5 separate regions of the Mus musculus genome follow, and all the other regions are linked to region 4. Evidence: chromatin loops called from intact Hi-C (ENCODE). Cell type or tissue: heart. All regions are shown on one strand. Links, peaks and the distances in the headings refer to the core of each region. The heading gives the core; the rest is flanking DNA.

Region 1 (5,817 bases), core at 541-5,540, 64 kb before region 4:
CTGCTGATTTGGTTTCAATAAAAGCAAGACTAGACCAAATGATAAGAACATCTTTTCTACTGCATTAATGTCTTCACATGAATTTTTAAAATTGAAAAAAGTTTATTTACTAGTGTATGTGTGTGTGGGGGGGGTATACACCATGTCCTATGTGTGTGTGTGGGGGGGGGGTTGGTCAAAAGTCAACCTTGTAAAGTCAGCTTTCACCTTTGTACTGGCTAGTTTTGTGTCAACTTGACACAGGTTGGAGTTATCACAGAGAAAGGAGCTTCAGTTGGGGAAATGCCTCTACGAGATCCAGCTGTGGGGCATTTTCTCAATTGGTGATCAAGGGGGAGAGGCCCCTTGTGGGTGGTGCCATCTCTGGGCTGGTAGTCTTGGATTAGAATCCAAGAGAGCAGGCTGAGCAAGCCAGGGGAAGCAAGCCAGTAAAGAACATCCCACCATGGCCTCTGCATCAGCTCCTGCTTCCTGACCTGCTTGAGTTCCAGTCCTGACTTCCTTGGTGATGAACAGAAGTATGGAAGTGTAAGCCGAATAAATCCTTTCCTCCCAACTTGCTTCTTGGTCCTGATGTTTGTGCAGGAATAGAAACCCTGACTAAGACAACCTTATACCTTTTTGTGGGATCAAACTGTGGTTATTCGGCTTGTGTGGAAAGAGTCCTTCCTTTCCTATGGAGCCATCTTTCTGGCTCTTAACTTGCATATTTATTTTATATTAGTTTGAGATAGAGCCTCACTAGCCATGTACCTCTGGCTAGTCTGGAATTTGCTATGTAGGTCAGGTTGACCTTGAACTCCCAGAGATCCTCTGCTTCTGTTTTCTGGGTGTTGGGATAAAAGACGTGCACCACTAAGCCTGGACTTGACTTTCTAAGTTTAATCTGTTTGGGGTTCTGATGTTTGTGTGTGTGTGTATTGCATGCACATGTTTTATATATGTACATGTTTGTGTATGTGTGTATACGTGTGTGCTGTATGTGGAGGCCAGGGATCTTTGTCACAGACTTCCTCAGTCACTTTACCTTATAAATCTCTATCTGTCTGTCTATCTATCTACCTACCTATCCATCCATCATCTGTCTGTCTGTCTGTCTGTCTACCCACCCATCCTTCCATCTCTCTCTATCTCTATCTATCTACCTACCTACCTATCTATCTACCTACCCATCCATCCATCATCTATCTGTCTGTCTGTCTACCCACCCACCCACCCATCCTTCTGTCTCTCTCTCTCCATCCATCTATCTACTATTTACTATCTATCTATCTATCTATCTATCTATCTATCTATCTATCTATCTATCTCTATCACCCATCCATCCATCATCTTTCTATCTATCCATCCATCCATCTGTCTGTTCATCTATCTCTATCATCCATTCATCCATTATCTATCTATCTATCTATCTATCTCACCCATCCATCTATCTATCTATCTCATCCATCCATCCATCCATCCATCCATCCATCTATCTATTTTTGAGACAGGGCCTCTAGATGAACACAAGGCTCAGAAAGTCAGCTGGGTCCAGCTCTAAGGATCTTTTGCAAGCACTGCCCTAGTGCTGAGATTGTAGGCAACACTGCATTGCTGGCTTCTGTGGGGGTTCTGGGGGACCAAGACCAGATCCTCATGCTCACATGGAAAACACTCTGCCCACTGGGCTGTTCCCCATCCTCTGGGGAATCTAACTTTCAAACTGTCTTTGCTTCATGTTTGTGCAACAACCATGACACCTTCTTTAGTAACTCTGTTTAAGTATCATTATAATGGAGAGCTAGGACCTGCCTGGTGGACTGTAGAAATGGCTGTCCACATAGCCCTGTTCCTCTAAGACAGAGTCTGTGTGTTTTTTTTTTTTTTTTTAAAGATTTATTTATTTATTATTATATGTAAGTACACTGTAGCTGTCTTCAGACACACCAGAAGAGGGAGTCAGATCTTGTTACGGATGGTTGTGAGCCACCATGTGGTTGCTGGGATTTGAACTCTGGACCTTCGGAAGAGCAGTCGAGTGCTCTTACCCACTGAGCCATCTCGCCAGCCCCGAGTCTGTGTTTTTAACCATTGACTGGTGCTTGGGTCATGTGACTTGGGTCAATGCAATGTTAGGGGCTGGCAGAGTGCTTGCACCCTGGGGCCCTGCCCTCTCTAGCTGCAGATGCCCAAGGGACAGACATCCAGATTTGGATATTCCCAGATTTGCTTGTTGGGGTCAGTCATAGCTCTGTCAGCCTCAGCCTCAGCCAATTGCCAACACCATCCACACCTCCTAGACCAGTGAACTCCCGACAGACCCATCAGCTGACAGTGTTTGGCTGTTTGGGTTTAGGCAACCAATAGAAGAACCACTGGCTGGGCCTGTCATGACTATGGCCACAGAACTGAGATCCTGTGACAACTGTTACTCCTAACCCTTATGTTCTTGGGGTGGTGTGCCATGCAGCCAGAGCGGCCTGAGCCCTTCTGCGAAATGACTCTTTTAGAAGAAGCCACCTGCTTCCATAAGAAATTTGAACAGCGGTTGATCCTGGTGGGAAGAAACAAGCCTGAACTATGTGATGGTTCAGCTATTCTGCATAAAACAACTAAAAAAGGGATTGTCTGTCTTTATCTAAGTCTGGGATCCCTATCTTCCTTGTCCTCCCCGCCCCACACAGCACTCACCGATTCGGTGGGGAGCCTTCTCCAGCAATTCAATCTGAATGTGCCTGGCACCCGCCGGGATCTGCACCTGTTTGAGAGCCGCTGCCACCCAGGGGCATCCAGAAAAGCAAAGAGTCCTGAGAGGGTAGCCCCCTGCTCAGCACCCCATACTATCTCACAGCACATAGCCGGGAACACAAGGACTTCTCACACACGGAGCCTTTCAGAAACCTGTTTCCTTGGCTGGAAACCAGGGTTGGATTCTTCCCCCGGCTCCACTGGATCCCCAAGGGCAGGGAAGCATGAGATGTTGTAGTTCCAAGCGCCCGCTAGGGGTCACTAGCACGTGCACTGATACCCACACGTGCGAGATGCTTTTATTTCCCTTCGCGGCCTCCTCTTCTGCTTTCCCTACTCCCACCCCTTTCTTCCTAAGCTACGTAGAGTTGTAGATGAGATCAGCCATGAAGATCCACATGGCTCTTTGAACCGATTCAAAGCTTGGGAACAAGCCTTTCTTGGTTACCAACTTCCCCCGCTTCAAAGTATGAAAAAGCTGTAAAATCCTCCAAGAAGACCAGACTTACTCCACACAGAAACGTAAAGGACTACTGACTGCCCCTCTTCTATAGCAAGCTTCGTGAGGTTAGAGGTGGAAATTAAAGAACTCGAGGGACCAGAGATTCATAGTGGAAAAAAGGTCCCAGACATTGTTTTTAAGATGAGAATAACCACCAAACCCAGACACTATTGCATATGCCAGAAAGATTTTGCTGACAGGACCCTAATATAGCTGTCTCTTGTGAGGCTATGCCAGTGCCTGGCAAATACAGAAGTGGATGCTCATAGTCATCTATTGAATGGAACACAGGGCCCCCAATGGAGGAGCTAGAGAAAGCACCCAAGGAGCTGAAGGGGTCTGCAACCCTATAGGTGGAACAACAATATGAACTAATCAGTACCCCCAGAGCTCGTGTCTCTCGCTGCATATGTACCAGAAGATGGCCTAGTCGGCCATCAGTGGGAAGAGAGGCCCCTTGGTCTTGCAAACTTTATATGCCTCAGTACAGGGGAAAGAAGTGGGAGCGGGTGGGTAGGGGAGCAGGGCAGGAGGAGGGTATAGGGAACTTTCGGGATAGCATTTGAAATGTAAATCTAATAAAAATTTGAAAAAAAATTTAATTAAAAAAAAGATGAGAATAGAACATGACCCCCTCGCTCCCACCAAAAGCCCTGGGATCAAAGAGCACATGTCAGCTCAGCACATGTCCTCTCCCAGACAGCAAGGGACAGGGTGAGCTTCTGTGCTCCTGTGAGTCCATACTAGTATGCCAGGAAGCCAGGGGACCAGCCACAGGCAGACTGGGAAAGTCTGAAGCCAGGCTCCAGGACCCTCCCCTCTCCAGCACGGGTCAAGGAGAACCCCACATACACACACCCAGCCATGCTTCCCGGCCTGCTTGGAGGCGTTCCCCAGTGCCCCGCCCCTTGCAGGCGTTCCCCAGTGCCCCGCCCCCACCCCAGCCACACCCCCCAGCCGTGCTCACCCACGCTCACCTGCCTGCTTGGAGCCCTTTCCCAGAGTCCCCTTCACAGTCCTACAGTGAGAATTGTCCCCACCGCAGACACCGCACTTGTCATCCGTCTTCATGGATCCCACCTCCTTGTCGCAACCAAAGGGCTAGGGGTGGAGGTGACATCAGCAGATGGAGGCTCTCCTGTATCCACCTAGAAAGGCTCCCCGACTGACTTCCTCCTGAGATTCCTGGCCCTGCCCAAAGAGGGGACCCTGGCACACGAGAACTCCCCCAAATCCACCCTGTGACCCAGGTGGTCTTAGCCTGGGTCACCTCACTTCTCTAATGGTGTAGGCAGCCCTAGCTGCCCCTAGGTGTGGTAGGTGAGTAATACCCATTCAGTCCTCCATGCCAGCAGAGTATAAGCAGCTCGCAGGGGTACCCACCACACACTCGCCACGGGCACAGACGCTGTAAGGATCGCGATAGCTGCAGCGTGTCCCATCGTGGACTACTTGGTTCATAAATACCACATCTCCAGTGTCGGCAGACTGGCAAATGAGCTCGCACTTCTGGGCATCTGGAAGGAGAGAGACTCTGCTAAGCCCACTGGGTTGACAGAAAGTGGCTTAGGATGCCATCAGCATGTGGTTTAGCCATGAAGTCCAGGGTCATGGCAGTGGCGGGAGCTCTGTCTGGGGACTGTCTGAAGAGTCCTGCTGTGGCACATATGGTTTGGTCCTGTGACCTGAGGCAAATGTCTCTAGCCTTTTTGAGCCTTGGTTCCCTGATTTTCATGATCCCTGATCAGTAAAATGCATCATCAGTTTAATGAGAAAAATATATTGACAAATTATCAATAACAAACCAACAGTTAGAGCTGGAGAGACAGCTCAGTGGTTAAGAATGCTTGCTGCAGCCGGGCAGTGGTGGTGCATGCCTTTAATTCCAGCACTTGGTAGGCAGAGGCAGGTGGACTTCTGAGTTCAAGGCCAGCCTGGTCTAATGAGTGAGTTCCAGGATAGCTAGAACTGCACAGAGAAACCTTGTCTTGACAAAGAAAGGAAGAAAGAAAGAAAGAAAGAAAGAAAGAAAGAAAGAAAGGAAGGAAGGAAGGAAGGAAGGAAGGAAGGAAGAAAGAAAGAAAGAAAGAAAGAAAGAAAGAAAGAAAGAAAGAAAGAAAGCAAGCAAGCAAGCAAGCTTGCCGCTCTTCCAGAGGACCTGAGTTCAATCCCCAGCCTCCAGCCCCAGGTTATCTGACACCTTCTGGCCTCTGAGGGAACCAGCTCTCACACTCACTCTCATGAGTGAGTGCACCCAGTTTTATATTTAACATTATATTACATTATAAATATTAAATTAATTAAATTATATTTAATATAATATCAAATATATTTATATAATATTATACATCAATATCTATCTATCTATCTATCTATCTATCTATCTATCTATCTATCTATCTATCTATCTATCTATCTATCTCAGTCTAGCAGCTGCTCACTGGATACCAGATCCTTCCAAAGCCCTTTCACACCTTTGAGAAACAATAGCAAATGCTCGTCATGACGACTTAGTCACCTCATTTCAACACGCCAGTGAGGAAGGTTCTAGCATTCTAGGACACACACTTACTCTGTTTGTAGTG
Region 2 (5,817 bases), core at 502-5,501, 76 kb before region 4:
TAAAAATCAGCATCTCCAGGCCGGTCCACACATGACTTGACTCAGGGTAGCTCCAGGCACCTGCAGAGCAGGAGACAGGAGTGGGAGGAGCATGCAGAGTTCCCAGCATCCCAGCTCTCCAGAGCTTGCAGGCCAGGGGCTTTCCTTCCTCCAGCGGAGGAAGGTGGATAGACAAGCACCTCTGCCACTTGGCCCTCAAACTGAGTGAGGGTCTAGGCAATTTCCTGAGAGTCTGAGGACCATGGAAGGTGCTCTACGCATCTTCCCTACCCTAACCTGGGATCAACAGCAGCTAGCATCCTGCCAGGGCCCTCTGCACAGTCCAGCTGAGTGGATTCTCAAGTCGCTAGCCACCTGACTGGTCTTCTGAGCATCACGCATTCGGGCCCAGTTTAAGCCAGAAGGGAAGAGCCCCCGCCCTCAACTCCAGGAGGAGTAGACTTCAGCAGAGAGTGATGACTGAGGGGGACAGTCTTAGAGGTGACATCTTTCCGGTGGTCACCTTTCAGGCTGGGTCTCCTGCAAGCCCCCGTGATGACTGAAGTCACCGATCCTGGTCTAACCAGGGACCAAGCCCCAGCTTGTTAACTCCTGGATGTCAAAGCTGTGTATCCAGGCCTCCTCCTCTGGTGACTTGGGTGTGACATTGGAGGGTCAGTCTGTTACCTAGAGTCACCAGCAGTGACATCTACAGGGACAGATCGGGCCACGAAAGTGACACTATGGCCGGCAAAGGTGAACTGATCTCTGCCCGAGATTAGCAGCCATCAGCTGACAAGAGCCAGGCCTGAGAAGAACTCTCCCCTGCCCGACCCTGCAGCCATGAAGCCTCACCTCTACATCCATCCCGGACCCTTCCCAAGTCTGCCTGTGTGCAGCCCTACCTCCTGAGTCCTGCTTTGTCTTTGGTGTGTGTGTGTGTGTGTGTGTGTGTGTGTGTGTGTGTGTGTGTGTGTGTGTGTATGGCTGGACAGGCCTCCCTGGTAGTCAGAAGTCATGGACAAGCAAGAATCTCTGACAGGCTCCTGCATGGGCTTCAGCCCTGTATGGCCCAGTGGGTATGGGAAGGGGCATTACTGAGACTAGAGGAACAAATCATATAAAAACTCTGGGAAGTGGAGCCCGGACTCTGCTAGCTGAGGTATTTCTGGTTAGGGCAGTCCCTGATCTCCCTCTCCTCCCCCAACCCTGTCACGGGAGTAAAGAGCGTCACAGCCCCAAACAGAACAAGAGGGCAAATAATTTAAAAGGGAACCTGTGCTACCTCCTGTCCCCTGCGCTTGAGTCCTCTGAGCCAGGATCCCTGGGACCACAGGCAGAGTGTAAAAAAGACTGGAGGGATGGGCTCATGTCACTGGGGAGGTGGCGGGAAGGCTGGTGCCTCCATGCCCTGGTTCCTCCCTGGACTGTCCTTGACCCTCAGAGGTTGGCATAGCTGTTTGGGTCCAGTCCTGAGGTGGCCTCCGTGGGGTAGCAGGAGAATTGCCCGGAAACGCTTTAGGGCTTAGCATCTGGGGGGTGACCGGATACTGAGTCACTGGGGAGATCCTGTCCGCCACATCTGGTAGCTGTGTGGGCTGGCTTTGCCGATGATCTTCCAGGCTGGTTGGCCCCCTTGTAGACTTCACATCCTCCAGGGTGGCCTTGGGTGCTGGCAAGAGACTCCCAGGAGTGGAGAAGGTGGGTGGTAAGGCCAGGCTGGCATTGGGGCCTGAGGTCTTCTTTATGCAAGACTCACAGCATAGACGGTGGTAGCCGGGGATGGTGCAGTAACGGTCCAACACTTCCATTCGGCAGAAGACGGATCTGTCTCGCACACAGGGCTCCACTGTACATACATACACGAAGGGTGCCCATCAGGAGGGGACATCTTTCCTCCTTCTGTCCCAGCTGGAATCACTACATAGCTCATTCCACCCAGGAGGTCAGACCCTTCCACAGGGAAGAGAAACTAAACGGACCATCCTGCCTCCCCGTCACAAACACAGTATCAGCATCATTAGAACCTTGGTGGTAAGGCTAATTGTCAAACACTGTGCAGACCTACTGAGCCAGCACCTCTACGATGGGGCAAAACTGTTTTAGAGAACCCTCCAACAACTTCCAGTGCGTAGGAAGAGCTATATAGCTCTGTCTAGTTCAACCATATACTCAGCTACGCTGGTCTTTATCCAGGAAGCTCTACCTGGGGAGTCTGGGCTAGGGCCTAGACACTGAGGTAAGTCTAGATTCAACCAAGCATGAGAACCCTGCTCTAGGAAGAAGATGGAGCCCTAGACTCTCCTAGCTACCCAGTTACTCCCTGCAGCTAAGGTGCTTAAGAGCACTGGATGCTTGCTCTTCCAGAGGTCCTGAGTTCAATTCACAACCACCACATGGTGGCTCACAACCATCTGTAATGAGATCTGATTCCCTCTTCTGGTGTGTCTGAGGATGGCTACAGTGTACTTACATATAATAAATAAATCTTTAAAAAAAAGAAAAAAAAAGCTCTTTAGAGAAACGTAGTGGCTCAGGCAGCTGGGATCAAGAGCAGGCTCTGGAGCAGAGACAATAGAAGCCAATGGTCACTAGATGGCGCCAAAGCTCCAGAGCCAGAATCAGAGCCCCAACTGCTTTGAGGAATTTGCCCAGCTTCTGTTTTGAGGAGAGGCCAAGAGGTCAAAGGGTTGCATGAGGCGCGGTAATACCCTGGTAACTAGGAAGTATGTCGTAGTAGACGCAGGGAAAGTCTTAATCCACAGAGACATGAAAGGAGAGACCACAGGGTGAATTAATTGCTAGCCCTGTGAGGCAGCAGCAGAGGACACTGGTTCAGTTCCATGATTCCTTCTTTCAGCTGCTCTGGGGAAAGCAGCTCCTCTCTATGACTACAGTTCCCAGAAGTGTGAAACCAGACACGATGAGAATCCAGAGCTCTGGGGCGTACTATATAGGTTTATAAAACAGGACACCCTCACCACAGTGGACAGTGCCTTGTCACCAAACCTGGCAACAGAAGAAGTCTACATGATTTCTTTTTAGTCTGTATCAGGTTTGGCCGTCACGGGAATAACACCAAACGTAGGACTAAAGGGGAATCACAGAGTAGGTCATAGACTAGAGTGACATCATTTGGATTCTCAGAGGTCACCCAGACACGTAGACACTATGCCTGCTCCATTGCTAACACTCCAAACCCTGGGCTGCGTGTAAGGCTGGGGGAGGGGAAGGGCCCCTGACCATACTTACTTGTTGAGATCCTGTCCTCAGGAGTCAGGGGCCTGGATTGGGGTTCCCGGTATCCTGTTTTGGTCACAGGGTCCTGGACCTCCGCCTTCACTGTAGAGTTCTGGAGATCTCCTGTGAACAGATGCAGCTGAAGTACAAATGGGTGAGAGCATCCTTTACCCAGAGTGCTTGGGGCCAGAAGCACTTCCACTGTCTTCCCCCTGGGATTTGCAATATTTGCATAGACTTAAAGAGGCCTCTAGGAGGTGAGCCCCAGATCTAATCCTGGGGTGCAGCTGTTTTTTTTTCATTTATTTGCATTTTGTCCTGTGTGTACTAGTGTGGGTGTCACAGAGCATTTGCAGAGGTCAGGGGACAGCTTTGGAGGAGTCATCTCTCTGTTTCCACTGTGTAGACCTCGCCTTGGCAGCAAGTGCCTTTATCCACTGAGCCGTCCCGATGGCCCCATTGGTTTCTTAGGCCCAAAATGTGCAGGTAATTTTGTATAATGTTTTAAATGATTTGGGAACTGAAATGAGGTTCGTACATAAGAGTGTTAAGAGTCTTGGAAGGTCCTTTTGTCTCCTCTAGGATGCTGGCTAACTGGGTACTGATATTTCGATCACACCATATCCTCTGCAGTCAGGAGTGGAATCGCCCATCCGTGGCAGCGTGTGAGCACTCCAGGAGTTCTGGATTGGGCAGCATTTGGGATTCTGGATTAGGGATGCCCAACCTGTCTTTGGAATTTCAAAGGGCCAGGAGACCACACTGCTACACATTCACAGGGCCGGAGGAACGAAGGGGCGGGGCCTCCCCATCCTGTCTGCTCACCTCCACAGGCAGGCAGGCTGCAGATCTGCACCATGTCCGGCTTGACCCCTTCGCATGGCCCGAGGGCACTGGAAGTGTTCCTGCATACCACCTGCCTTTGCTGGATGCCTTCTCCGCAGGTAGCAGAGCACTGTAGAGGAGCAGGAGAGCCAAGAGCCATAATGCCAGGGGCAAAGCAGTTGGGAGAGAGGGGGGAGAGGGAGAGGGGAAAGGGGGGGGGAAGGGAGCCGTGAACTCAGGGTCAAAAGAGTACCAAGAAGTCTGCTATGTCTTTACTCAATCAGACAGACTTGCAAAGCCTGTACCAGGACCTGCCACTGTCAGGTTCTCCTGAGACAGTGTGACACTGTCCAAGCTTGGGACTCGCTAGATCACTCCATGGTTTGAACTGTGTCTCAGATGAGGACTTCCCGGGCCCCTTTCCATCGGCTGCCTCCTGTGGCCACACTCTCCACTCTATGCCTAGGTCTCAACTGTTTTATGCTCCGCTCGGGCAGTCTCCTCTGTTCTGACCACATGACATGACCTGCCCGGGGCTTGCAGAGCCTGGGTTGTGACACTTGCTGACATACTGGCCTGGTTTCCAATTCTGTAACCAGGAGAGCTGAGGGAAAGATCTGCAATAAAGTTGGGGCTCCTTTTACCCAACACCATTTTGCAAGCGTATGTCCACAGGTCCTCTTCCCAGGAAGTGTCAGTGAAAGACAGAAAGCAAACTGACTTCCATGTGCAAGGTTATCACATGCCTTCCACACACTGTCCTCGTAGTGACATACTCCCAACTGATAAATGGACTGGACGGCACTGGGGTGGCAGGGTCCCTGGGAAAGCCCTATTGCCCCATGTGACTGGGTCACTTCTAGGCACCGCCTACAGCCTCTCTTAGAAGGACCCGGAAAGAACTTGTACTGGGGCATGTGACCACTGATCAAGACGAAAGTCACAGAACCAAAGGGAACCAGGGGACACATGACTCATCCACCGTTGTGCCTGTTGCATCCCCAGAAACCCTTGCAGGTGCAGCTTGCAGTGGGTAACATCTGTCACTAGACTGTTTATCTGTCTTGTTCCCTCACTAGACTGGCTGCTCCATGAGGGTAAGCAGCCTGCCTGTCCAGTGACGCTGGGCTTTCAGCCCTCCTTGATCTGGCATACAGTCTTTGCTCAGTAAATCTTTCTTTCTTTCTTTCTTTTTTTTCTGTTTTTTTGTTCTTGTTTTTTTTTCAAGACAGGGTTTTTCTGTGTAGCCTTGGCTGTCCTGGAACTCACTCTGTAGACCAGGCTGGCCTCGAACTCAGAAATCCACCTGCCTCTGCCTCCCGAGTGCTGGGATTAAAGGCATGCGCCACCACTGCCTGAGTAAATATTTCTGGAATACAAGAATGTGTCTTCATTTGCTCCTCTATGACTTGGGAGTCATGCAGCTTAGAGGAGATGCAAATGGAGGGAGGAGCCTAGCGAAGAACCATCATGCATAGCACACTGGTGGGGGGGGTGTGTGTGTGCTCATATTGCCCCCAAGAGGTTGCTCTCTTTCTTTCTGAGAAGTGTCAGCCCTCGGGTGCACCCTAACCCACTCAGACATCTACCCGACCCACACCGTTTTCTGTTCCACGTGCTTCCACCCACTCTAAGAGAACCACTCACCTGGGACCAGGCTCCTGTCCGCCACTGGGCTGGGCAGGGCACACGGAGGCATGGCTTCTTGGCCTCTGGCCGGTTACCTAGGCAGGCCTTGGCTGGCATGGCTTTGTGGGTGCCATTGGAGAGAGG
Region 3 (5,817 bases), core at 550-5,549, 53 kb after region 4:
CCTCAATGAGGAATTGTCTGATCAGGCTGGCCTGTGAGCTGTGAGGCTGGCCCTGAGGAAATCTCAGCTAGGGAATCCCACCTTGAACATTAGCGGCACCACATCACAGGCTAGGTCCTGGAATGCAGGAGAAGGAGAGCCAGCCAATCACTGCCCTGTACTAATCCAGTGCTCTCTGGTCTGGACTGTGGGTGGAACAATACCGCTGGTTTGAATTCCTGCAGCCTCCACTCCCCGAGCGAGCAGTAGACTGTATCCTGGAGCCACGAGCCAACTAGACACTTTTAAGTACCTTTGTTGGGTATCTTATCATAGAAGTAGGAAGAGAAGCTAAGACGTGGGCTCAGAGCTTAGAAAAAGCCAGGAAGTTCCTACAAAGGGCCAGAGCAGCTGCCTGCAGGGGTTTTTGAGGACTGAATACTCTTTCAAGAATTAGCAATGTGGGGGCTGAGAGATGACTCAGAGGTTAAGAGCACTGGCTGCTCTTCCGGAGGTCCTGAGTTCAAACCCCAGCAACCACATGGTGGCTCACAACCATCTGTAATGGAATCCTATGCCCTCTTCTTGTGTGTGTCTGAAGACAGCTACAGTGTACTTACATATAATTAAAAAAGAATTAGCATCGTGTGCTAAAAAAAAATCAATTTTGCTTAGAAACTAGACAGCAGGGCTGGAGAGCTGGCTCAGAGGTTAAGAGCACTGACTGCTCTTCCAGAGGTCCTGAGTTCAATTCCCAAATGGGATCTAATGCCCTCTTCTGGTATGTCTGAAGACAGCTACAGTGTACTCATACACATAAAATAAATAAGTAAAACCTTTTAAAAAACAAAACAAAACTAGGCAGCAGATGAAAGAAAACAGAAAAAAAATATAAATATTTTAAAATATATATTAATATATAAACATGATTGTTATATTTTTATATATTACATATATAAATAGTATGCATATGCAAGATAAATATACATTTATATATTAATGTTAGTGCATATTATGTGTTAAAATATTTTAAATATCCTATGTAATATATTAATATTGATATAACTTATAACATAAACAATATATTAAAGTTTATATATAATGTAAAAATGGCCACATAATGGCCACTTGGCCAACACAGTGAGGTCCTGCTGTCTCAGAATGGTGAGCTGGTCTGACTGACTGGGCCATGTGGCCACCAAGCCTTAGCCTGTCCTCTCCTGTCTCCTTCTGAGCCCTGGAGTGTTTTCAGAAGGGCAGGAGTCACCCAGTGCTTCTTAGAAAAGCCATTTTAAACTCCTTCCACCAAGGTTCAGGAGAAGTGGCCAGCTCTCACCTGGCTACAGCCACACCACTATACCACTGTCCCAAGACATCGGCAAGGATGGATGAGGTCTGAGGCCCATCCGGTGGGAGACAGAAGAAGCCTTTCAAGGGTAGAATTATCTCTAAATTCAGACACTGTGTGAAGATTCCGCCCGACACCCCCAGAGGTTCCCATGGGTACATCCTGCCTCTGGCCACAGGGCTGTGATTTGAGACAATGGCCCATCTGCCTGTCACAATCCACTTTCCTTAAAAGCATCCCGTGCTGGTGGAGTTCTGGGAGGAGGCACCCAGCCACCTCCTGTACGTAAAAATAGCCCAGCTGTTTTTAAGTGGGTCTAGTCGGCCAGGCTGTCATTAGCTGCCTCGAAGCTGCACAAAGGCTTCCTGGACCCCTGAGACTGAAATCTGAAATAGAAGGGGCCCAGGAGAGATGCCAGAGCTGTGGGGACCACAGGATTCTCATGCCTCTGGCCCGGCTACCATGGGCGTAGGTCTCACTCCGTCAGTATGTCTGGAAGCTCTTTGCTGAGCCTCCAGAAGTAAACATGAGGCCAAGCTTCTATGCCCTCACCCACGCTACGCCCTCTGCCCGAGTGCCCTCACCCACGCTACGCCCTTTGCCCCAGTGACCTCACCCACGCTATGCCCTCTGCCTGAGTGGCCTTCCTCTCCACCTGGCTCCAGTCAGCTTGTCCCTTCAGGCTGGCTCAGGACAAGCCCCGTGCCCCAGAGCCTGCTCTGGGCATCTAGGCACCATCATCTCCCCTCCCTTGGCCTCCTCTGCTCTCAAGTCTGGGCCTTTTCATTAAGGCAGAGTTTGTAAGTGCTTCACGGTGGTTGGCCGGGCCTTCCCCAAACAGCTGCGAAGAGGGGGGCAGGGGGAGGGAGATCGAGGTTTGACATCAGTTTTCTGCCTCTCTGTCCCTCACTCCCATCCCAAAGGTCTACATTAAAACGTGGGATGCGGCGGGCACTTGGTTGTCCCGTGAGCAACTCTCCCTGGCAGTCTCCTCCTGAGACAGTTTCCAGTAAGCTTTGCGAAATCTAGACTCTAGAAAGATGTTGGGAGGCTCCCCCACCCCCACCCATGTTTTCATACAAGTGCCTGCACGACACTGCAGTGGTTATCTCAGGTACCCCCAAATTCATCACCCACGCCCTAACAGTTTCCTGAGAGCACCACCCCCAAACTGCTAGACCTGTAAGTGTGCCATCCGAGCAACCTTTTTCAAGCCTTTAGGAGCTAAACTCTGGTTCCACATTCAATTGTCCTTTCCTCCATTCACATTTCAATCAGAAAACCCTACTGGCACCCCTTCAACACCTTTCCATAGGCTCCCCTCCCCTCATCAAGGGCTCCTAGACACCCCACACCAGCCACAGTCCCTGCCTGGCCCTCCTCCATGTCCCAGGACCCTTTCCTTCATTTGAGAAGAACGGCTTGTCCTGGAGGACCAGTCCCAGTGGACTAAGGCCGAGTGGACGGCAAACAGGCAGATTTTCCTATTTATACAATATTTATCCCACCTGCTCTCTACCTCCCACTCACTACATAAGGCACTGCTGTGCCTGGCAGGGTCCTGGGAGCTGGGCTGTAGAAATGAGTCCGTGCAATGAACCAGGCACCCCCAGTGCTAGCTGCTCCCCAGAGAGACAGGTCTCAGTGAGATGTTACCGGGGCCAGGGGATGGTAGAATTGACCCTGTGACCCTGCTAAGTCTAGCGATGCACAGAGACCATGCCAGACACAGCAGGAAAGACCCCTGTAAGGCTAAAAGGCTTCCAGGCCAGCTAGCAGTGGGAGGAAAAGGGGGCAAGGACTCAGCTGCTGCCCGGGGCCCCTACTGCAGCACCAATTCGCTGACTCCATCCTAAGCCAGGCATGAAGAGCCTAAGGAAATAGTCCTTCCATCTTACATGACAGCTTACAACATTCCGAGGCTACTCTAATTGCAGGAGCTGGGCCCTGGAGACCCATTACCTGCTGGAATGAGGGCTCTGGGGACAGCACTAGCTTGAGTCAGAGAGGCTGAGAAAGACCTGCCAGGGGCTCAGCGCCTGAGACAGCTCATTTTCTGCTTTTCTTAGGAAGCGACCTTAGTCCCTGGGGCACTGAGCTAATCTTTCTGCCTCCTGGCAACTCTTGCTCGAGAGGCCTATTCCACATAACCAAGACAGTGCGCAGGCAGAAGCAACAGTGGCTTCCCCACACCCGTCCGTCCTCTTACTGTTACCATCAAATTGTCCCCTGGGTCCTGGTGCCACCATGGAGGGAAAGGGATATAAGGCCAAGAGGAAGATAAAAAGTTCTGACCCTGCTTCCAGCCTGGCACAGATCTTCCATAGGCCTCAGTTTTTTCTTCAGGTAAATGGGTCTAATAAGGACCTGCCCTGACTTCCTTCCCTTCTTGCCAAGGTCTAGAATGGGCAGGCTCCAAGTTCTCAGAAAGTCAAAGCTGTACAGGTCTCTGCAAAGGGCATCTGCAGCCGGCTATGCCTCAGCTTTTTCTCAAACTCATTCTGCAAGGAAGAGAGAAGGTACCATAGACTGCTTTATCTACAGACTACTAAGAGCGACTGTCACCAGCCAAAGGCAGGGGAAGTGCCTACTGGCATTAACGTGTCTAGCAGGGCTTCCTTTGAGCCGGACCTTGGTTTCTGTCATAAATATTTTCTGCTTTCCAAGTCCAAAAGGAAACAACCGATTTCCAGCTAGGTCAACCTGCAGGCTGCTGGCCATGAATGAATACTTCAATGGGAACACTTCTCAGACTGCTCCGAGTCGCCTCTTGTCCACTCCAGCATCAAAGTGGCTCATTTCCATGTTAGGCAGGTTTTTAAAAAATGTTTGTATGCTGGAATTGATCCTGTGACTCTTGTAAGTCTAGTGCCCCCTCCGCACCCCAGGATCACTTATATTATGCCACGTCTAACAAGCCAGCCAGGCACAGCGTGGGCATGTGTGAGTATGTAGAGAGGTCCGAGGACAACTCAGGGAGTCTGTCATCTCTTTCCACCATGGAAGTCCAGGGGGTCAAACTCAAAACACCAGTCTTGGTGGCAAGCGGCCTTACTCACTGGGCCTCTGAGGCAGTTCTTAAAACTCTGTGAGCACAGCTAGGTGGTGGTGGTGCACACCTTTAATCCCAGCACTGGGAGACAGAGGCAGGTAAAGCTCTCTGTGAGATCTACAGAGTGAGTTCCAGAATAGCCAAAGCTAAGAGAGAGAGACCCTGTCACACATGCGCCTACACATACAGCACCCAGCCTAGACAAAGCCTCATAGTTGCCCTGGAGAATAGAGAGGCATGGCTAGGCCTCTAAGGCCAGCAACTGAGGTAAGTGGAGGCCAACATGGATAAGACTGCCCCAGAAGGACTCCCACTTGACTTCCACCATACAACACCAATCACAGTGGTATGAAGGGCTCAGCCACCATCATGGACTGTCCAGAAGCCGAGACAGGCATCCGTGGGCCTTTCTTCACCTCGATAGAACACGGCTTAGCGTCGGCACATGCCAAGTGAGCCTAGCCTCAGGCACAGCCCACTGGGTACTCAGAGCCTACAGTGTCCCACCAATGAGGAAAGGGGAGCGTGTGTGTACAAAGATCAGAATGAGAAGGCTAAAATCAAAGTCCCGGCATCTCAGCTCAGCAAGCTCTGGGAGTCCCGCTGTACCCCAGGACCAGTTCTATTTTGCCATGACTAACAAGCCAGCCACGCCCAGATTTCCATTCTATACTTGCTCACGTCACACACGGAGGGTCTCTCTCTCTCTCTCTCTCTCTCTCTCTCACACACACACACACACACACACACAGAGCAGGGACTTCCTATTTTTCCGCTTCTCTGTAGCCCCTGGGGTCCCTTTATTGCCCAAAGCAGCCCCAATGCCGAATGCTAAGCCATGTTCTCTTAACGGCTTCTGATTAACATGTAAGTGGATTGCTGAAGCAGGAAGGGATCTGGGAAAGACTGATTCTGGAGGGTGAGGGGCAGAAGCCAAGTTACCACATGCTGTTGGGATCTTCTGTCTCAAGGCTGGGAGAAGCTGAGATGGACAGAAGGTGGGGGGAAAACTCGAAATGGGTGGAATGTCAACTGGGACTTTCCCAGGCAGTGAGTCTGATGGAGGAGGTACATCCCAGATGGAGCCTGGGCCCGGTTCCATCCAGAGCGGAGCAGCATCTCCCACACCCACAGAGCCTACTGGCTTACTCGGTGCCAAGCTTGCCAGGCTCCGGCAGAGACCAGCTGTGGCCCTCCAGTTTAAAACCAGAAGACAGGGGCTTGACTAAGCCTTAAGATACTGATGGTAAGACCTGGCTGCCAGCTTCTAGGGGTCAGTTCATGGGGTGAGCTGGGGAAGAAACGGCCCCCAATCTAGAGCCGCAGCAAGCCTCCCCCAGAGCCATCTAGAGATCGTGAGCTCAAATTCAGCATAGACCAGGGAGGGGTGTGAGTCTGGAGTAAGGACCTTTGCCTCCCAAGCCCACTCTGCCACTAA
Region 4 (5,817 bases), core at 523-5,522:
GCAAGAGTGCCCACAGTTTTCTTCTATGGGAAGCAATCATCTGTTAGCCTGATTCTGTGTGAGACATCTTAGACATGCACACTCAGAGGCGCACGTGCAAACAATCCCACAAGTGGAGACAGGGCATTGAAAGATCAATGGCGGAGGGTTGGGGTGGTGAGGGGAAGGGTGGGTTGTGACTTTTCTTCACTGGAAGAGTTCCCAATCCTCTCCTGCAGGTCACACTACCTCCAGTGACAGGAAAGGGACAGGGATTACTAGAAGCAGCCAAAGCTAAGCAACTCAACCCACACCAGGCGCACCGCCTTCCACTCCCCTCGAACTCTGCCTGGTTGGCTCCTGCATCCAGGAGCCACTCTGGCCGCCAGCACCCCCAGAGACCCCACGTCCCCGCGCGCCCGGCCCGCACGCACCTGGGGTCTGACTGCCGGCGGCGGCACAGAGCGCGCAGTACCAGGGCAGCAGGCAGTGGAGCAGAGCTCGGAGCCAAGCCATGTGGCTGCGCGGGGACGGGGACCTCCAGGAGTCAGAGTCCCGGGACTGCCGGATCGCAGAGCAGCCGGCAGCCTCCGCCTCCTGCTGGCCCGTTCCCGGCCCCCCAGCACGGCGCCCTCACTGTTGGCTCCAGCGGCGGTAGCTCAGTCCGCCCGCGCTGTCCCGAGCCGCAGGGACTCGGCGAGCCGGGCTAGGGGCGCGGGGCGGGTACACGGGCGGGGCGGGGCGCGCGGCTCGGGCGGGGGGCGCGGGCGCCGGGGGCGGGGGCGGGCCTGGCGAGCTAAGGCATGCGGCCCGGATCGGAAGTGCCACGCGGAGCCCGCGCAGGGGCTCCCGGCGTACGGGGTGATCGTCCCTTCAGACGCCAGAGCTTTCCGGAGTCACGGCCTGATCCTCTTCCCATAGCCGCTCCTCCCCGTTTGCAGGCTCTGTGACTACTCCAGAGCCACCGCACCCAGGAGTGTCCCCATTGAATTTTGAAGGCGCAGATTGGGAGCTTCCCCCTCCCCTGTCAGGATGCCCAACTAGCTCCTGACCCCTTGAATCGTCCCACTTTGCAGATGATAGCGCTGTGGACTGTCAGGTCACAACGATATGAGGGGGTGGGGGGGCTGCAAGGCTTTACAGCCCAACTGCTCGTATGGAAATCCTGGTGCTGAGTCTCAGTTTCTTCATCTGTGGCATAATTGTTAACCACAGCACGCAAAAGATGAACACCCAGCGTGTCCACCCCTGTCACAGTACTGAGCACGGTAGTGCAAGGAACACAGCGTCCACAGGCTGAGCAGATGCTGTCTTGGCAGCTCGCTGAGAACAGTTCCACAGTCAGGGCCCAGAGCCCAACAGAAAACCCCATGTTCTTGCTTCACTTTACAAGTATGTCCTTAATAATTTGCAATGAGACTCGAATTCAAACTACTCACAGGTGGAAACTTAGAGCAGGGAGGATCTGATTGGCCTTGCTATTTTGATTTTGTTGTTGTGTTTAACTGTGGCTATGGCTTTGAAATGATGCTGGGGTCTGGGGTGGCCAGCTCATTTCTGAAGTCAGCTCAGAGAGCTGATACCCATTATACTCCAGGTAACATGGAAGCACTCAGTTAGAAATGTCACCAACCAACCACCAGATGAATAAATGTTAAGTCTTTCTCTTAAAGACCTGTGAGGTCATGACAAGGTGTGTGTGTGTGTGGGGGGGGCTGTGTGAAGCTGATGGGACAAGAAGTGGGTCAGTATTGAAGGAGAGTCAAGGAGAAGACCAGGCTGTAGGCTACAGAGGTTCATCCCCAGAGCTCTGCCAATCGAAGTGGTTCTAAGATAAGGGCTTGACTTCCCAGGACCTCAGTCTTCCAAGCTGTAAATTGGGAACAGATGTGGCAAGTGACATAAGGATAGCTCACTTGCTCCCTCCTGAGAAGCCATCCCAGAGAAGATTCCTTTAGAAAGCCCAGGCACCCTGGCCAGATTCCAGCAACTCCTTCCTGCCCCCAACAGAGCAAGCCCTGAAGAATAGACTTGTAGCTCCGACCCCCTGAGTCTGAGTCATGAGCTGTGAGCTGGGGCCTTCCCTGGAACCAGCCTTGGTAAAGAGAAATTAAAACCTCATCCCCTTTCTCTGCCCCCACTCCCTTCCCTGGGGCTACAATGGTTGCTTGTGTTGGCCAAGGATTATGTGTCCAGACCCTTCTCTACTGAGAAAGGCTTTGTTAGGGAGAGGGCACTGGGGACACAAGGTAAGGAGGCAGCTGGGTGGCCTTACTCCAGAATGTGAACAGGGCTGTGTGGAGCAACCACTGCCTTAGGCTGGAGACCCTCCTAGGAAAGCGAGTTCTGGCATTTCTCAGGCTAATGCCTTAGGACTTTGCACAGGAATAAGTAGCTTGGTGGGGAAGGCAGGTGGCACTCTCTGGGGAGTGGCCTTCCCACACCTATATCCAATGTTCAATGCCAGGTTCCAGTGCAGCGAATGCTAGGTGTCATTTGTCCCCAGTCAGAGGAGATTGGCTCATGTTCCAGTAAGCTTTGAGTCAGGTGAGAGAAGGCTGGAGGATAGTGGATGGGGGAGAAGGGTTAAGAGTAAGGATGCTGGGGGGGGGGGGCATGAGTGGGGGTGGTGCGTGGGGGGAGGAGCCTAGAGAAGACAGGAAAGCCCAGTGGATAGCAGGACATTGCCCTGTCTGGGGGGAGGGCCATGCACAGAGAGGAGGTGGACCAGCCTGCCTGTAGGGAGTGTCCCACACAGAAGGAAAGGCAGCATTAGCTAGATGCTGTGGTCTAGTTATCCAAGAGGGGAGGGGGAGGCGGATGGGAAGAGGGAGGGGGGAGAGGAGATGGAGCGCTGAAAAGTAACACTGCAGTAGCAAGTGTAGAGAGAATCCAGAGCCCACAGACAAAGAGGGTGTGCCTGACCTCCAACCTGAGCTCCTCTGAACAGCCCAAATCCCAGGAGTTGGAGGGGGTGGGGGGGCTACAGGAAGGGCTCGCCAACTGTTTCCTCTCTATCTCACCACAGGACAACTGAGGTCACACTACTGAGTACCAGTAGAGTCAGACCTCTCCAGCTGAGGTCCCTGCTGGCTGAGCTGTGAAAGAAGAGCCCCTCACCAACCACCACTTCCTTCCCGCTGGCCTGCTTGAGGTCTTGGGGTGAAGATCAGGTGGCTCAAGTTTGAGACACAATGTATGTTTATTAGGGAGTTGCCGGTGTACGTGGGAGACAGAGCTGACCTAGAGGCTGCTGTTGTTACAGCATATATCCAGCAGGTGGCTGCTGCTTGCTGGGCATCAGCTACTGTTAGAGACTTGACATATCTGATTACCAACCCGGAAGGGATGAGATGCCCAGGACATAGAAAGAGGATTCTCATCTTAGAGTGTTTGATACAACCAGTGGCCTAAGGCCCTGAAATTCCCAGGAAAGGAAGAGAGTCCCACCAGAGCTCCGTGCATACCTCTACTGCCCACCTAGACCAGTTGGTCTCAGTCTGTCCCTCTCTACCCCTTGGGGCTACCTAAGAGCATCTATATATCAGATTTTTGCATTACCACAGTAGCAGAATTTCATTTATGAAGTAGTAACAAATACAATTTTATGGTTGTGGGGGTCACCTCAGCATGAGGAACTGTATTAAAGGGTCTCAGCATTAGGAAGGTTGAGAACCAGTGACCTAGACCATCAGGAAACCAGGCAGCTGGAGCCCCCGGGTGACCTCTAAATTCACATAGCAGACGCTAATGATCTTCCAAATACAGTATCTCCTTTCTAAGACACATTCTGACCCAGAACACAGCACACCTTTCCTGAATAGCAGCACACCGTGTTTCTAAACACATCACTCAGCTCCCTGGAACCTTCTCCAGCTATACCCAGAAGAGAGAGCCCTTCACATTGTGCATCTCTCACTTGTGTCAGACCTCCAAAGCCTTTGTTCGCCATCCTCCTGCCTCCACAGCCCTCCAGCCTAGCCCCTTGTGGGTACCATGCTCATCTGACCTCGTGACCTTTGCAAAGCTTTTCCCTTTATTTTGAGGAGTCTACCTTCTTCTAGTCAATTCTTGCTGCCTTCTGAGGTCATCCTATGTGTCTGCTTTCTCCCATCCCCCACAGGGGGCAGGGGCCTGAAAGGATTTTTAAAAACTCCTTGAGTCTTCAGTGGCATCAGTATCCTTGTGCTGGACACATAGTAGGCCCTCACAAATACTAAATAATCAAATGAATAGGAGTCAGAGATGGAGTCCCATGGAGAATCTGAGGGGTCAGGTATTTCCCAGACCACTCAGCCATTCCAGGGGAAGTCTCAAGACACGTATGGAAACTATGAGTATACCATGAAGGTGTTCAGAATCCATAGTCGGGGTGGGGATAGGGAAGAAGAGATGCCTTCCTGGTTCCTTAACCTTAAAAGAACATTGAAAATTGAAACAGTCGTCATAGCTAACACGCGACACACCAACCTCAGTCTCCTTAACAGCCCCTTCCTGGTCAGGCTGCTCACACCAGAACCTTCAACTGGCAAACACCCACGCCCATGTAGTACCAGGCTTGCAAACACACTGACCACTGTAAGATGCCAGTCTCTTCAGGGTTATTCAGTTCATTTTGTATTCCTTTTTTACTTTTCAAAATGTCTTCCTGATAGCAATGGTACTTGCGCTGAACTAGATTTATGTCAAACTGACACAAACTGCCACCATCTGAGAGGAGGACACTTTAAGAAAATGCTTCCATAAAATCGGGCTGTAGGTAAGCCTGTGGAACATGATCTTAATTAGTGATTGGTGAGAGAGGGGCCATCCCCACTTTCTGGCATGGGATTCTGGGAATTGAACTCAGGTTGTCAGGATTGGAGGCAAGCACCTTTACCAGCCTGGGGTTCTTTTTTTCTTTTTCTTTTTCTTTTTCTTTTTCTTTTTCCTTTTCTTTTTCTTTTTCTTTTTCTTTTTCCTTTTCTTTTTCTTTTTCTTTTTCTTTTTCTTTTTTTTCTTCTTTCTTTCTTTCTTTCTTTCTTTCTGTCTCTCTCTCTCTCTCTTTCTTTCTTTCTTTCTTTCTTTCTTTCTTTTTCTTTCTTTTTTTTTATGAGAGGCTATTTGACTTCAAAAATAAAAACCATCATTTGGTGACATGTACCCTAACTGCTCTAGAGAAAGGGGCAACGTGCTGTCTGTTGGCCTCTAGAGAGGAGGATGCCCACGTCCCAATCACAGACCGTGCCGCTTCTGAAGTGGGAATCACAGAACCGGAGCTGGGAAGGACAGCTGTCCTTTCTGGCCTCCAGTCCTCAGGGACATGGAGACTTCCTTTCTCTGCGCCCTTCAACCCAGAGCAACCGCGCCACGCAACGATTACACACAGGGTGCAAACAGCGTTGTTTCTAACTGACCTCATGGCCCAGCTGCTCTCGGGGATTGTCCACTGCTCTGTAATGCAAGACAAGTCACTGTGGTTAGCTGAACCCAGCCGAGTCTCCTAGATACGGACATTAGAACCTTGCCAAAAATGTGCAGAGGAAATGCTGGGGAGAACAAGGAGGAGGATGTGGGGAAAGGCCACAAGGCACGATCTCTCCCTGTCCTCTGGATGCTCCAGGAATTCTGCCTGGGGCTGCTGGGGCTTCTCTGTGCTTCAGCCCCAGGCTTGGACATTGGGATGGCTAAGGACATGTACCCAGGATGAGTGGCAGGTCACAAGACTGCTGTTTTTTCCTCAGTCTTAATTGACCCCATTTTTTAAGGCTTTGTTTAGTAGAGCTGTAAATACTTAACTTTGAGCAAATATCAGAATCTCCCATAGGACACAGGTTACTGGGTTCTTTCCCTCAGTTT
Region 5 (5,817 bases), core at 571-5,570, 61 kb after region 4:
GGAGACATGCAGAAGATCTTGGAGGAAGGACTGCCCTTCTTGCTAATGGAGGGAACATCCAAGTCTCCAAAAGCTGCTGTCCTCAAACCTCAGGGCCATGAGAAATCAGGAATGCAGATCTTCCTGGAGCTAACCTTCAAGTAGAGCTGACAGACGGTCGACTCACTGGTCACTAACTGTCCCTTCTGTTATAAAATGCCAACAGTTGCGATGAGAATTGGCGCTTAGTATTTCTACTTCTTCCCTTCTTTAAAGATTTAGTTTCACTTGTGTGTGTGTGCGTGCGTGCATGTGTGTGCATGTGCGTGTGTGTGTGTGTGTGTGTGTGTGTGTGTGTGTGTGTGTCTGCGTGTGTCCATGCCATTTTGTGGGTACCACAGAGGACAGAAGGGGGATGAGATTCCTGGCTCTCCTTACAGCTTCTAAGATCACAGTGGTCTCAGTGGATGGTTGCGGTGTGAGAGAAGAGTCAAAAACAGACTGGGTTTGACCTCCCCTCCCCCTCCCTTCCGGCCTCCCTCCCCGCCCCCCCAAACACACACACACACACACACACACACACACACACTCACACACTCACACACTCACACACACACACACTCACACACACACACACACACAACGGCATACTGTCAGGGTAAATGAGAGCATCTGCCAGGCCCTGTGCACGGGGCTTTGTTGGTAGAGAACCTGCACAGCTTGCACCAAACCCCAGGTCCCATCCCAGCCCCGCGTAAAGCAGGTGAAACAAGGCAGACCTATCGCCCCAGTCCTCAGGAAGCAGAGGCAGGAGGATCAGAACTTCAAGGAATTCCAAGCCAGCCCAGGATACAGAAAACCCTGTGCCAAACATGAAAGCGAGAGCCAGGTACCATGGTGCTCGCCTTTAATCCTAGCACTCAGGAGGCAGAGGCGGTGGATCTCTATGAGTTCAAGGCCAGGCTGGTCTACAGAGGGAGTTCCAGGACAGCCCGAGGGAGCTTTATGAGTCCCTGTCTCAAAGAGAGAGAGAGAGAGAGAGAGAGAGAGAGAGAAAATCTACAACACAAAAATAAGAACATCAGTCCATTATCAGGAGACATGTTAGACACACTGCTGTCTCTATAGAAACCAAAAAAAAAGTTTCAACAGGAAACCCGGAGCTGCATGTGGCCGGGGATCGATGACCAAGAGTGTGAGGTTTCTTCCTGTGGTCCTGACCATGCTCTAACTTCCCCCCATTGCCAAGGCAACCTGGGACACGTGTACTCTAAACACGTGCGTGGGGCAGTATGTGAATTGCATCTCTATAAGCTTGGCTGCAACCAAGCAAAGCCCTGGGGTGGTCCAGGCCTCAAGTCATTCCAATCCCAAGCTATGAGTACTGGCATCTTAGCACTGTGGAGCCTCCAGACACTCTGGGTCGGTCCCAGACATCTGTATTTTTGACAAGCCCCCAGGGGACTCTGAAGTACTGAGGAGGGAGACCATAGGTCACTATCGGTGGCATTCGACCTTGGCTGCGCCCAGGACTGCCCCTGGCTAATTTTCAAAGCTGGATTTACACACTGGGCACAAAATAAACTGAGGTTGTTTCTAGGAAGGGCTCAAGCCCCAGATGCTAAAAGCTCCCCTATTTACCTCTTACACAAACAGATGAAAATCCTCTGAGTCTCAGGACCTCCTACTCTAAGGTACCCTTTAAGAACTTACCCTAGGGGGTTAGAGAGATGGCTCAGTGCTTAAAGGAGCACTGGCAGCTCCTTTCCAGGACACAGGTTCAATTCCGAACACGGCAGCTCATTACTATCTGTAACTTCTGTTCCAAGTAATGATACCCTCACACAGACAGACATGCAGGAAAACACCATTGTACATAAACTAACATATATATTATATATTACTTATATAATATATATTATTTAAATAATTTGTTTATCTAAATATATATCTTTAAAAGAACTTGTCCTAGGGGTTGGGGAGATGGCTCAGGTACTTGCACACGAGTGTGAGGTCCCAAGTTTGAATGCCCAGAACTCGCGGTAAGCCAGATAGAGTAGCTCTTGCCTGTAATTCCAGCATTCCTACAGTAAGCTGGGGAGGGGGAGACAGAAGAATGTCTTGAAGCTCAGAGCGATCTAACCAACAAAAGACCCCGTCTCAAAACAAGGTGGGAGGAGCCAGAAAGGTGGCTTGGCCAGTAAGAGCGTTTGCTGTACAGGCAAGTGGTCCAAATTCAAGGTGGGAGGAGAGAACCTTGGACCCCCACATGCTCGCTGTGACAAGCCTCCCCTCCCGTCATACACACACCAACATAAATAAAATTACTTTAAAAAAGAAACACACAAGCCGGGTGTGGTGGCACACACCTTTAGTCCCAGCACTTGGGAGGCAGACACAGGTGGATCTCTGAGTTTGAGGCCAGCCAGGACTGCACAGAGAAACCCTGTCTCGAAAAACCAAATAAATAAATAAGCACACACACACACACACACACAACCTAACTTACTGAACACCAGTGGGGCCCTAGGTTCAATGGGAAAGTGATGGGGAGGAATTTTACACACACACACACACACACACATTACACACACACACATTACACACACACACATTACACACACACACATTACACACACACACACACACACACACACACACACACACACACACACACACACACACACACACACAAAACCTAACTTACTGAACACCAGTGAGGCCCGAGGTTCAATGGGAAAGTGATGGGAGGAATTTTACCCTAACTTAGCTCACTTGCGCCACCTGGTGGCCACACTGGTAAGTAACTGCATTAACTTACACTTTAACTTCTGATCCTCTGCATAGAGCCCTGGTGGGACTCTGGGATTCCATCTCATGGAGTGAGCACCAACTTGGCCTCGGAGATGTGAGGGGAGTCCTGTGAAATGTGAGGGGAGTCCTGGCGGGGAGATGGGAAAGGGCGTCTCTTTCTTGCTTAACTTCCTCCATTAGACACTCTACTGCGAAGGAGCTACCCTCTCTAACATACAGCACTGTCCCCGCGACGCCCCCTTCCCCATCCCTACCACCTCACCCCCCCCAAGAGTAAAGCCAGCTACCTGTTTAGTCTCACTTTTGGTGACAACACTGTGCTACCAGAGGACCTTCAGTGCCTCGAAACCCACCATGAACCTTTAGGTCTCCTGGCCTTTGCCCGGGCAGCCCCTGATGCCTGCAGCGACTCCTTCTTGGGCTGTCTGAGGCCAGTCTATAGCTTCTCCCTGCAGTGCTAGCCCCTATGTTTCCTGTTGTCTCTCTCTCTCTCTCTCTCTCTCTCTCTCTCTGTGTGTGTGTGTGTGTGTGTGTGTGTGTGCTCACAGCACACATCAAGGAACAGGAACTGAGGGCCTGTGAGCTTTGGAGTTGGGGTGGAGAGAACGAGGCTCTAACAGGGCCTGGCCCACGTCCTCTGGAGCAGGTCTAAGCACTGCCTGGGCCTCCAGCAGCCAGAATGGGGAGAGGCCTCAGCTCTCACGCAGCTCTCACATTCTGAATGGGAATTCCAAATTGTGACGGTGAGTGTGCTGCCTAGTTTTATACCAACTTGACTTGGGCCAGTGTCACTTAAGAAGAGAGACCCTCAAATGAGGCCCCACTAGATAGGCTTGTGGGAAGCCTGTGGTACATTTTTTGGATGGATGTTTGATGTGGCCCAGTCTACTGTGGGTGGTGACACCCCTGAAGTGGCCCTGAAGTTGTTATAAGAAAGCAGGCCGAGCAAGCCTTGAGAAACAAGTCAGTAAGCAGCTCCCCTCCATGGCCTATACATCAGCTCCTGCCTTCAGGGTCCTGCCTTGAAGTTCTTCCCTGACTTCCCTGGATGGTAGACTACAGGCTGGAAGATGAAATAACCCTTTCCTCCCCAAGTTGCTTTTGGTCATGGCGTTTTATCAGAGTAACAGAAACCCTAGGACAGTGTGAGACTCAAAGGAACCTGGAGATGGGAATCTAATCACAGAGACACTGTGCCATCCAACGTGTGCCAAGTCCACTTCTGAAGCTCCTGGTCCGTCAGCTCCTCCCCACGCGAGGACAGACTCGAGTCTGAACTTTCCCCCGGTCTTATCCCACACGCATGGCCTGCCTCCAAACAGGACCTGCCTTCTGACCCGGTTAGGATCTGACCTCAAGACCCCAAGCCAAGGTTGTTCTGGATCATTCTGCTCATGTGTCCATGAGCAAGAATGGAGACTGAACAAGTTGCCCGTGATACAGTCTTCTCTTATCCGCCACGGGGCAGAAGCTGCCCTGAAAATCACCCAGCCGTGGCATTCACTGCCGCCTCTTGATGCCATACAGTACCGCCCCCACACACCTGCTACCAGGCTGAGAAACAGGGCTCTATGTTCCCACGACCAACCCAGTTCTCACACCTCCGAGGCCCGAAGCTGCAAACTCCACCACCTGTCCAGCTCTCGGGTCCAAAGAGAGGCAGAGAAGGAAACACTGGAGACCCGGGCAGACTCAAGGGCACATTATTTCTAAATAGCTGCAAGTCCCAGATTCATGTTAAATCTGAACCATCCTGGAGCTCTTACTTTTACAATTTAATGAATCATTAAAAAATAACTTGAGTGGTGGCATACACCTTTAATCCCAGCACTTGGGAGGCAGAGGCAGGCGGATTTCTGAGTTCGAGGCCAGCCTGGTCTACAAAGTGAGTTCCAGGACAGCCAAGGCTACACAGAGAAACCCTGTCTCGGAGGAGAAAAAAAAAAAAAACTTGAGCCGGGTGCTGGTGGCGCACGCCTTTAGTCCCAGCACCCAGAAGGCAGAGGCAAGTGGATTTCTCTGAGTTCGAGGCCAGCCTGGTCTACAAAGTGAGTTCCAGAACAACCAGGGCTACACAGAGAAACCCTGTCTCAAAACAAACAAACAAACCAAAAATAAATAGATAGATAGATAGATAGATAGATAGATAGATAGATAGATAGATAGATAGATAGATTAACTTTGGAGGGCTGGCAATATGGCTTGGTGGGTAAGGGTGACTACATCAAGGCTGACCACCCAAATCCATTCCTCCACAATCCACATGGTAGAAGGAAAGAATCAACTCCTACAAGCTGTCCCTGACCCCCACGCTCACCCAGCATGCACACAGATAAGTAAATATATGTAAAATAAAGTAAGTGCTCTGAGCAAACAAACATCTAAGTGAGGACCAGACCCAGCCCCCAAACAGGGTAGATGAACCTGTCCTGGGGCTCAGCAGCCACACCATGCAACGCTGACCTTAACCCTTGGTAACTGTCAGTCACACCACCACCTGCCTGATTCTGCTTGGCCTCTGGGACCCCAGGATCACACACTAGAATTGTATCCCATGCCACAGGGGTCTTGGGTATTCCTCTTCACTTGGCCCCTCCCACAGCAGGTTTTAATCTGTATGTTATCCCCGGGGAGTGGGAGGGGGCCAAAGCAGGTGGGAGTGGTTAAGGGCTGCTGCCCTTTCTGTTTCCAGATCCATATGCCTTTCTAAGAGGTAGGACCAAAACAAAAAGCAAACAAACCAACAAACAAAAAAACCAGAAACCCTAGGAAGGGCCCACAGGACCTGCTGCCTCCTAAAGCCCGCACCATCAACCTCACTCCCCCAATATGAACCACAGGCCATCCTGCAGAGCTAGGGACCCAGGGCCAGCGCTCACCTGTCGGTAGGTGGATATGATGATCTCCCGAAGGTGGTAGTGCATAGGTGTCATAGTCTCGCTGACAATGTCCAACGCCGCATCCACCTCCTTCTTCACGTGGTGGCCGTCGGGCAGCAGCTGTACCACCTTCATCACCACCTGG

Evidence for each region. Peaks named below come from ENCODE experiments on the same cell type or tissue, not always from the same donor. Only the 100,000 strongest peaks of a DNase experiment are listed, where the experiment ranks them.
Region 1: a loop joins it to region 4, with 2.2 times the contacts of the local background. A loop is called at or near these places in 8 of 42 quality-filtered maps.
Region 2: a loop joins it to region 4, with 2.0 times the contacts of the local background. A loop is called at or near these places in 3 of 42 quality-filtered maps.
Region 3: a loop joins it to region 4, with 2.9 times the contacts of the local background. A loop is called at or near these places in 15 of 42 quality-filtered maps.
Region 5: a loop joins it to region 4, with 6 times the contacts of the local background. A loop is called at or near these places in 15 of 42 quality-filtered maps.

What each region holds. Positions count from the first base shown.
Region 1 is chr10:61,208,915-61,214,731 of GRCm38, forward strand. It overlaps Adamts14 (a disintegrin-like and metallopeptidase (reprolysin type) with thrombospondin type 1 motif, 14), which reads right to left. Exons shown (of 22, transcript NM_001081127.2): 13 at 4,616-4,749; 14 at 4,210-4,333; 15 at 2,674-2,754. Among named protein-coding and RNA genes, the nearest start is that of Gm29861, 4.6 kb to the right of the region's middle. In heart, for the core only: a CTCF peak has its summit at 2,990 (motif pointing right); a DNase peak (open chromatin) is centred at 2,977; H3K27me3 peaks cover 1,820 bases.
Region 2 is chr10:61,197,132-61,202,948 of GRCm38, forward strand. It overlaps Adamts14 (a disintegrin-like and metallopeptidase (reprolysin type) with thrombospondin type 1 motif, 14), which reads right to left. Exons shown (of 22, transcript NM_001081127.2): 19 at 5,692-5,817; 20 at 4,045-4,174; 21 at 3,232-3,342; 22 at 1-1,828. The coding sequence ends at 1,347. Among named protein-coding and RNA genes, the nearest start is that of Gm29861, 16 kb to the right of the region's middle. In heart, for the core only: a CTCF peak has its summit at 2,576 (motif pointing right); DNase peaks (open chromatin) are centred at 1,417 and 2,630; H3K27me3 peaks cover 1,249 bases.
Region 3 is chr10:61,325,810-61,331,626 of GRCm38, forward strand. The region is part of intron 18 of Pald1 (phosphatase domain containing, paladin 1); the gene reads right to left. Among named protein-coding and RNA genes, the nearest start is that of Prf1, 31 kb to the left of the region's middle. In heart, for the core only: a CTCF peak has its summit at 759 (motif pointing left); DNase peaks (open chromatin) are centred at 3,356 and 5,472; H3K27ac peaks cover 2,695 bases.
Region 4 is chr10:61,272,743-61,278,559 of GRCm38, forward strand. Adamts14 (a disintegrin-like and metallopeptidase (reprolysin type) with thrombospondin type 1 motif, 14) reads right to left here and starts at 677. Exons shown (of 22, transcript NM_001081127.2): 1 at 414-677. The coding sequence starts at 495. In heart, for the core only: a CTCF peak has its summit at 3,257 (motif pointing right); DNase peaks (open chromatin) are centred at 629, 959, 1,279, 5,409 and 1 weaker place; H3K4me3 peaks cover 1,231 bases; H3K27ac peaks cover 1,264 bases.
Region 5 is chr10:61,333,527-61,339,343 of GRCm38, forward strand. It overlaps Pald1 (phosphatase domain containing, paladin 1), which reads right to left. Exons shown (of 20, transcript NM_013753.2): 18 at 5,673-5,813. Among named protein-coding and RNA genes, the nearest start is that of Prf1, 39 kb to the left of the region's middle. In heart, for the core only: a CTCF peak has its summit at 2,778 (motif pointing left); a DNase peak (open chromatin) is centred at 2,865.